2 separate regions of the Homo sapiens genome follow, and region 1 is linked to region 2. The links are chromatin loops, found by intact Hi-C in ENCODE. Cell type or tissue: Caco-2. All regions are shown on one strand.

Region 1 (5,000 bases), 430 kb after region 2:
GTGCTCAATGTACCTTTTAAAAATTGTTGTTATTTAGAAGTAGAAAGGAGAAAAATGAAATATAAGCATTATTGCACTTGATTCTTTAAAGATTGAAACACATTTCAAAAAAGAAATGTATACCTTAATAAGTAAACATTTGAATTGTGAAAAAGCAAAATTGGAAAGAACATTAAATCAAACTTACCAAGTGGTGTTATCTATAAATAATATCTAAAAATGTACTGAATCCTATTTTGTCACTCAGAAAATTTCAGGATTCCTAAAATCTTCCTTTGTGTAGTTTAATTTCTTTTTTATGGTGGAAGGCTAGCTCCCAATATCTTTTATAATTGCCTTGTTTTGGTGTATGCATTACCTTTCAAGATAAACATTTCAAATTAGGCCTATTTTTATGTTTACAGAGAACAGGCACTTCTGAATGCTAGAAGTGTTCCAATTCTGAGCAGGCAGAGAGATGCAGACGTTGAAAAAATACATTATCCCCATGTGTATGATTCCCAGGCTGAAGCCATGAAAACATCAGCATTTATTGCTGGTGCAAAGGTATGTCATTGTTATATAACTACTGTTCAATAATATGTCTATTCTAAAGAAATGATGTGTGGATTTTCCCTGTTCCTTCGTGAGTCTAACACTAGTTGACTATGCTAAATTTTATTTTAAAGTATTGGGGAAAATGACATAATGTGGTGTATGTAAAGCTCCTGACATATAGTAGATATTCAGAACATATATGTTTCCCTCCTTTTCATTGTTTTTGCAATTTGTATTTTTGAGTTTTATCAGTTGCATTGCTGCTAGGCTAAACTTTATACTGTATGCTGTACATTTTCCTAATTATATGAATACATTTGTATTCAGGTATACCATCTAATTAGTGTATACTTTAAGATTTGTCAACATACTGTGGCCTGTGTGTTATATAAAATACCTGATATGTTAATGCTTTGTGTGAGTGGTTTTTTGCATTTGTTTTTGTTTTATTTAAGTTTGTTTTCTTTTAAATTAGCTAAGTTTATTTACCAGTGCTTTGTTATAAAACCAGTAGTGTTTTCTGTCTCTCTCTAAAGAATATTTACCAGAGCAAGTGTTTTATTTTTTATTATTATTGGATTTTTATTGTTGATGTTTATAGATGATTTTGCCAGAAGGAATCCAAAGAGAGAATAACAAGCTTTATGAAGAAGTAAGGATTCCCTACAGCGAACCAATGCCACTCAGCTTTGAGGAAAAGCCAGTTTATATCCAAGACTTAGATGAGGTGAGATGAGCCTTTTATAGAGTTGATAGTTTTGAGGCTTGGTATGCGGTATGAATGAATTTATACTGGAAAAATTGTTTTAAAACATTATTAGTTGGCAAATACAGTACAGACATATATAGTTGGTTACTAGAGAATTACAGTAGGAGAGTTTAAAAAATATATACACTATATTTCTTCATACATTAAACAAATGTGTGTATTTTTGTGCATATATTTCTATGTTTCATGTTTTTTTTCAGCTAAGATTTTGGTTTAACTTATGCAAACTGATTTAAATAAAATGTTAAAGGATTTATTTATTGTATTTGATTATATCAAATGATCAACCTATAATAAAATAGAATACATTGAGGGGGTGGCAAATTCTAAAGTAGTTTTAAGAATTTATTTTTTCTAAATTTTTAAATTTTGAATAATGTTTGCCTGTGGAAAATTGGCATGAATATTACTATCTTTATATCCTTTGCTTGGATTCACCATTTGTTAAAATTTTGGCACATTTGCTCTATTTCAAAATATAATATTCCTTAGTTTAGGTTAAAGTATTCATATTATTGAAAGTTAATCTTTTCCATATCAAAATTAAGTTGCTGTGGTTTTTCATGTATGTTCTATAGAATCATTCAGAAATAACAAATAATACAGGCAAGCAAAAACAGCAGCATAAAGCATCATAAAGAATACTCACAGCCAACCAAAATGAACTTCATTCTATATGTATGTGTCCATATGTATTTTCTTTTACAAAATGGAATTACATCATACACACTGTTTTGTGTGTGTATATATAGTTACATGTGTCTTTCTGTGTCAGTAAACATATTTCTGCAGCATCAGTTTATCACTACATACTATTCCATTTTATGCCTTTATTCTGAAATAACTTATAGTTTTAAGTTGTCTTTTACAATAAGTTCTTAGAGTAGAATAAAATTCTAGTTATATCTTGTATATCAGAAGTACTCATAGAACATTTTTATAATCCAAGTGCCTCGCTACTATTTAAGTCCTAATCTCTTCGAAGAGGTCCACGTATCAATATTTTGGGAATGATTTTTTGAAGCTCTATGGGTGATTCTACAATACAGCCAGGACTGACAGCCAATAAAACTAAACAATTATAATACAATTGTTATAAACCTTATCAATCATTATAAGCAATATCATCATTAAGATTTATTAAGTTTTATTTTATGTATTAAATATTTAATTTTAAGTTTTTTTTTTTTTTCATTTTTTTTTTTTTTTTGAGAACGAGTTTCACTCTTGTTGCCCAGGCTGGAATGCAATGGTGTGAACTCTCGGCTCACCGCAACCTCTGCCTCCTGGGTTCAAGGGTTCAAGCAATTCTCCTGCCTCAGCCTCCCAAGTAGCTGGGATTACAGGCATGCACCACTGTGCCCAGCTAATTTTTGTATTTTTGGTAGAGACAGGGTTTTGCCATGTTGGCCAGGCTGGTCTTGAACTCCTGACATCAAGTGATCCACCCGCCTCGGCCTCCCAAAGTGCTGAGATTACAGGCATGAGCCACCGCACCCGGTCTAAATCTTTACATTTTTAAAAAAACATCATTGACATTTATTTAAATTAATAATGAATGAAACAGGCTTTTAAACTTTTCTATCATACTTATTTCTAAATAAGTACTTTGTTCCATTTTTATTTGGATTCTTGGAGTAAAAGAGTTTTTCTGAGTAGGTTAATTCCCTCTGCCACCTTAATGTGCATATCTTATGTAATCTAATATATTCACAGACCTGAGGATTAGGATGTGGAGATTTTTGGGGGGCATCATTATTCTGCCTACCACACGTGATGTAGATGACCACAGTTTTGTTTTTGTTTTTGTTTTAAACTATTCACCTACTGAAGGACATTTATTTTATTGATAGTTTTTGGTGAAACTATATTCGTCTGCCATAACAAAAGACCACAGACCAGGTGGCTTAAAGAGCAGAAACTGCTTTTCTCACAGCTCTGGAGGCTGAAAGTCACAGATCAGGTGGTGCTAGCAGATTTTGTTTCTGGTGAGGATTTCTTCCTGGCTTGCAGGTAGTTACTTCTGCCTTCTTCCTGTGTTTGCACATAGCCTCTTCTCTATGTGTGTATGAAGAGAGACCTCTGGTGTTTCTTCCTCTTTTTTCAGGTTCACCAGCCCTATCAGGTTAGGACTCCACCCTCATGACTTCATTTAACCGTAATTACCTCCCTAAAAGTCCTGTCTTTAAAACAGTCACATTGAGGGGTAAGGGCTTCAGCATACAAATGTTGAAGGGCATAGTTCTTTCCATAACACAGATAAAGCTGTTATAAACCTGGTATGCAGATTTTTGTGTGAATATAAGTTTTCATTCTGTTTAATAAATGTCCAGGAATGCATTTGCTGGGTCATATTGCAACTGCATGCTTAGGTGTTTAAGACACTACCAAACCGTTTTCTAGAGTGACTGTACCATTTAACACAGCCATGAGCAATTCGATATAGTCTAGTTTCTCCACATACTAACCAGCATTTGGTGTTGTCACTGTTTTTTATTTTTATTTTAGCCACTTATATTTTTATGTATTATTTGTATTTTTATTTTAGCCATCTGATTGTAGTGATTTCTCATTGTGGTTTTAATTTGTACTTTTCTAATGGCTAATAATAACTGGGGAATAATACATTTAAGTGAAATTTGTCATTATAAATAAATAAACCATTTGCTATCATATCACTGTAGATATTGATCCTGCCAGACATCATAAGCTTGAGTAATAATACAGACATTGGGAGAAAAAATAGACATTAACAGAATGTCAGATAGTTTAGTAGATGTTTCTTTTGTCTTGGATCTTTTTTGTACCAGGTAGGATCTTTTATGTGTCAGAGAAAGTGCTATTGAAGATGAAGGTCTGTCGTTTTTCACTGAGATCATAATTGCATGCTATTCCTAACTGTCCTAAGATGCTTTTATGTCCTTTTACTGACTGTCACGTTGGATAAGTTTAATAACTTCTGTAATTTGATTAAAAACTTAAGGAGAATTTAAAAATTCTAGTACATGCAAAAATACCATTAATGTCATTAAATGGATTTTGTACTTTCTTGGAAAGGGAGCAATGTAAAAAATGTAGATGCATCTCTTGATTAGTCAGGAGTCACTCAGTTGGAACTCTTAGAAATCTAAGTCAAAGCAAGCAAGGGTGACAATTTATGGCTTTTCTACCTGGATTGTCCAGAAGTAAAGCTGCCTATGTGCCCAGCTTGGCATATAGGCTCAAATGTTATCATCAGATTTTTTTCTCCTCTTTGTCTCTTTTTCTTTATCTCCATTTCCTTTTTTTCTTTTTCCTCCCCTCTTTTCCTGCTTTCTCTTACCCACCCCCTTTTGTGTTTCTCTTATTATTTTTCATCCCCTGATTCCCAGATAGGCTTTCTCCATATAACCAGGGAAAAATGTGTGACAGCAGAAGCAGCAAACATGACCGTTTCCCCATACTATAATCCCAGAAGCAATGGGTTTTTTTTTTCCAACCAGTTCTGCCAGGAAAACAAAAAAACCTCCTAGGATGAACTCTGATTTTCCTGACTTAGGTCACCAGTTCATTTCTGAACCAATTCCTTTCCCTGTGATGTGATGTGAATGGCGTTCTTACTGACACATGGCTACTCACTTGTATATCCTCATTATCAGCTCCCCATGAGCCACCAGGAGTCAAAGGGGAGTTTCCCAAAGGAAAGGAGAGTGCT
Region 2 (5,000 bases):
AACAGACTCCCTGTGGGACCCAAATGAAGACAGGGTATGCAAAGGCTAAACCGGTACAGGGAAGCCCTTCTGGAAGGGTTAAAGAAGGGAGCTCAGAAGTCCACAAATGTTAACAAAGTCTCTGAGGTCATTCAAGGGAAAGATGAGAGCCCAGCACAATTCTACGAGAGACTATGTGAGGCCTATCGTATGTATACTACCTTTGATCCTGATAGCCCTGAAAATCAGCACATGATTAACATGGCTTTAGTTAGTCAAAGTGCAGAAGACATTAGAAGAAAATTGCAGAAACAGGCTGGGTTTGCAGGCATGAATACTTCACAGTTATTGGAGATAGCCAACAAGGTGTTTGTGAATAGAGATGCAGTAAGCCACAGAGAGAATTGCAGAGAGAGTGAATGCCAAGCCTGGTGAAATGCCGACCTGCTAGCTGCAGCTATGAGAGCGGTCCCCCTGAGGGGTGAGAGAAGGGGGGCCCCAGGAAACATACCCAGTCTGGCTGTCCACGCTTGCAGTGTAAGCAGTGTGCTTACTGTAAGGAAATAGGACATTGGAAGGACAAGTGCCCCCAGTTGAAAGGGAAACAAGGCAACTCTGAGCAGGAGGCCTCAGAGAAGGACGAAGGGGCCTTGTTCAATCTGGCAGAAGGGTTACTGGACTGAGGGAGACCAGGCTCATGTGTCCCCAAGAGCCCATGGTCAGGATGACAGTTGGGGGCAAGGACATTGAGTTTCTTGTCAATACTGGTGCTGAACATTCAGTAGTAACCACCCCAGTCACCCCCTTATCCAAAAAGACAATAGATATAATCAGAGCCACAGGGGTTTCAGCAAAGCAAGCTTTCTGTTTGCCCTGGACCTGCACTGTGGGGGGACATGAAGTGATTCACCAGTTCCTGTACATGCCTGACTGCCCCTTGCCTTTGCTAGGAAGGGACCTACTTAGCAAGCTGACAGCCACCATCTCTTTTACAAAGCACAGCTCTTTACAGCTAAAGCTACTTGGAACGGGAGTCATCATGGCCCTTATGGTTCCTCAGGAGGAGGAATGGGGACTCTTCTTAACTGGGCCAGGCCAAGAGATAGGATCAGCTCTGACTAAGCGGTGGCCAAAGGTGTGGGCAGAAGACAATCCTCCAGGGTTGGCAATCTACCAGGCCCCCGCACTCATAGAAGTTAAGCCTGGGGCCCAGCCAGACAGACAAAAACAGTGCCTGGTCCCCAGAGAAACTCTTGAAGGTATCCAGGTCCATCTCAAGCAGCTGAGGTCCTTTGGAATTATAGTCCCTTGTCAGTCTCCATGGAACACTCCCCTCCTGCCTGTTCCCAAGCCAAGGACTACAGGCCAGTACAGGATTTGCGCTTGTTCAACCAAGCTACAGCTGAGGATAGCTGGTTCACCTGACTGGTTCACCTGGTTCATCCTTCAGGGATGCTTTCTTTAGCATCACACTAGCCCCTGAGAGCCAGAAACTGTTTGCCTTTCAGTGGGAGGATCCGGGGTCAGATGTCACTACTCAGTACACTTGGACCCAGCTTTCCCAAGGGTTCAAGAACTCCCCCCACTATCTTCAGGGAAGCACTGGCTCGAGACCTCCAAAAGTTTCCCACCAGAGACCTAGGTTGCATGTTGCTCCAGTACATTGACAACCTCCTGCTGGGACACCCCACAGCAGTCGGGTGCACCAAGGGAACGGATACCCTGCTCCACCACCTGGAGGAATGTTGGTAAAAGGTGTCCAAGAAGAAAGCTCAGATCTGCAGACAGCAAGTATGTTACCTGGGATTTACTATCCAACAGGCGGAGCACAACTTGGGATCAGAAAGAAAGCAGGTCATTTGCAACCTATCAGAGCCTAAGACCAAAAGGCAGGTGAGAGAATTCTTAGGAGCTGTGGGGTTCTGCAGGTTATGGATCCTAAACTTTGCAGTACTAGCCAAGCCCCTGTATGGAGTCACAAAGGGGGGTGACAAGGAACATTTGGAATGGGGGTCCCAACAGCAATGAGCTTTTCATGAGTTAAAAGAGAAACTCATGTCGGCCCCAGCCCTGGGGCTGCCTGACCTGACAAAGCCATTTACACTATATGTGTCAGAGAGAGAAAAGATGGCAGTTGGAGTTTTGACCCAGAACACGGGGCCCTGGTCAAGGTCGGTGGCCTACCTCTCTAAACAACTAGATGGGGTTTCTAAAGGTTGGCCCCCATATTTGAGGGCCTTGGCAGAAACTGCCCTGTTAGCATAAGAAGCAGATAAGCTGACTCTTGGGCAAAATCTGAACATAAAGGCCCCCCATGCTGTGGTGACTTTAATGAATACCAAAGGACATCATTGGCTAACGAATGCTAGACTAACTAGGTACCAAAGCTTGCTCTGTGAAAATCCCTGCATAACCATTGATGTTTGCAACACCTTGAACCCTGCCACCTTACTCGCGGTATTAGAGAGCCCAGTTGAACATAACTGTGTAGAGGTGTTGGACTCAGTTTATTCTAGCAGGCCCAACCTCTGAGACCATCCTTGGACATCAGTAGACTGGGAGCTGTACGTGGACAGGAGCAGCTTGGTCAACCCACAAGAAGAGACGTGTGCAGGATATGCAGTGGTAACCCTGGACACTGTCACTGAAGTCAAATCATTGCCCCAGGGTACTTCAGCCCAGAAGGCTGAACTCATTGCTTTAATTTGGGCCTTAGAGCTAAATGAAGGTAAGACTGTAAACATTTACCCTGACTCTTGGTATGCCTTCTTAACCCTCCAAGTGCATGGGGTGTTATATAAAGAAAAAGGCCTGTTGAACTCTGGGGGAAAAGAGATAAAACATCATTGAGAGATCCTGCAATTGTTAGAGGCAGTGTGGAAGCCCCCAAAAGGTGGCAGTCACGCACTGCAGAGAACACCAGCGAGCTTCCACCTCGATTGCCTTGGGGAACTCCCGAGCTGACTCAGAGGCTCAAAAGCAGCATCCACCCCCTACCGGGCATCAGTCACTGACCCCTGCTCCCTCAGGCACCTGACCTTGTACCTACTTATTCTAAAGAAGAGAAGGACTTTCTCCAGGCAGAGGGAGGGCCAGGTGATAGAAGAGGGATGGATCCGGTTATCAGATGGAAGAATAGCCGTGTCACAACTGCTGGGCACCGCAGTCGTATTGGCTGTGCATGAGACCACCTATCTAGGCCAAGAGTCATTTGAAAAGTTGTTAAACCAGTACTTCTACATCTCGCATCTGTCAGCCCTTGCCGAAACAGTGGCGCAGCAGTGTGTCACCTGCTGGCAGCACAATACTAGGTAAGGTCCAACCGTCTTGCCCGGCATACAAGCTTATGGGGCAGCCCCCTTTGAAGATCTCCAAGTAGACTTCACTGAGATGCCCAAATATGGAGTTAACAAGTATTTGCCAGTTCTAGTGTGTACATAATCTGGGTAGGTGAAGGCCTATCCTTTACGAACTGAGAAAGCTCATGAAGTAACCCGTGTGCTTCTCCGAGATCTCATCCCTAGGTTTGGACTGATCTTACAAATCGGCTCAGATGACAGGCTGGCATTTGTGGCTGATTTGGTACAGAAGACAGCAAAGGTATTGGGGCTCACATGGAAAATAAATACCGCTTACTGACCACAGAGTTCTGGAAAAGAAGAGTGGATGAATCGGACTATCAAAAATAGTTTAGGGAAAGTGTGTCAAGAAACAGGATTAAAGTGGGTACAAGCTCTCCCTATGGTATTAAGATTAGATGTACCCCTTCTAAAAGGACAGGATATTCCCTTTATGAAATATTATATCATAGGCCCCCTCCCATACCACGAGGACTCCCAGGCACTTCTCAAGAGCTAGGTGAAATTGAGTTACAGCGACAGATACAGGCTTTAGGGAAAATTACACAAACAATTTCAGCCTGGGTAAATGAGAGGTGTCCCATCAGCTTATTCTCCCCAGTTCACCCTTTCTCCCCAGGTGAACGGGTGTGGATCAAAGATTGGAACGTAGCCCCCTTGCGGCCGTGGTGGAAAGGACCCCAGACTGTTGTCTTGACCACTCCCACAGCTGTAAAGGTAGAGGGAATCCCAGCCTGGATCCACCACAGCCGCATAAAACCTGCAGCACCTGAGACCTGGGAGGTGAGACCAAGCCTGGACAACCCCTGCAAAGTGACTTTGAAGAAGACGACAAGCCCTACTCTCGTCACACCCAGAAGCTGACTGGTCCACACACAGCCAAAGCATGAGGAAACTCATCGTGGGACTTATTTTCCTTAAATTTTGGATTTGTACAGTAAGGACTTCAACTGACCTTCCTCAGACTGAGGACTATTCCCAGTGTATACATCAAGTTACTGAGGTAGGGCAAAAAGTTAAAACAGTCTTTCTGTTTTATAGTTATTATGAACATACTAGAACTCTAAAAGGGACTTGTTTGTATAATGCCACCCAGTATAAGGTATGCAGGCCAGGAAGCGACCAGCCTGATGTGTGCTATAACCCATCTGAGCCCCCATGAGTACAGTTTTTGAAATAAGATTGAGGACTGGCAACCGGGGAAATGCTGATGTGAGTAAAGTAATAACTAGAACAGAAGAAAAAGGAGTCCCCAAACAAATTATCTTAAAATTTGATGCCTGTGCAGCAATCAACAGTGACCTGTATGGAAATAAATAAGATGCAGCTCTCTAGATTGGGAAAGGGCTATATAGCATAAAATAAGTATGTTTGTCATGAATTAGGACTGTGTAGTGAAGATGAGAGTGAGAACTAGCACTAGCGAGTGAGATTCTCAAAGAGGGGAATGAGGAGCGAGGCCATTTCTCTTACTGTCTCCTGTCTCTGAAGAGAAGGAGGAATTAAAAGCTGAAAAACAACAGGAATGAAGTTGTTTTCATTCCTGAAATGACCAACCGGCACCACCAACCAGGCCTGAGGTTAAAAGATTAACCCCCGACTCTAACCACATGTGCTATCTATAGATCTCAATCTGTCACAACCCTTTCACGTGGATCCCTT

What was found. Peaks named below come from ENCODE experiments on the same cell type or tissue, not always from the same donor. Only the 100,000 strongest peaks of a DNase experiment are listed, where the experiment ranks them.
Region 1: a loop joins it to region 2, with 13 times the contacts of the local background. A loop is called at or near these places in 2 of 110 quality-filtered maps.

The regions. Positions count from the first base shown.
Region 1 is chr6:100,794,977-100,799,976 of GRCh38, reverse strand. ASCC3 (activating signal cointegrator 1 complex subunit 3) reads left to right here. Exons shown (of 42, transcript NM_006828.4): 7 at 405-546; 8 at 1,139-1,264. Among named protein-coding and RNA genes, the nearest start is that of ASCC3, 84 kb to the left of the region's middle. In Caco-2, no CTCF peak of the experiment used is centred here; no DNase peak of the experiment used is centred here.
Region 2 is chr6:101,224,940-101,229,939 of GRCh38, reverse strand. The region is part of intron 6 of LOC107984041 (a long non-coding RNA gene); the gene reads right to left. Among named protein-coding and RNA genes, the nearest start is that of GRIK2, 170 kb to the left of the region's middle. In Caco-2, no CTCF peak of the experiment used is centred here; a DNase peak (open chromatin) is centred at 2,919.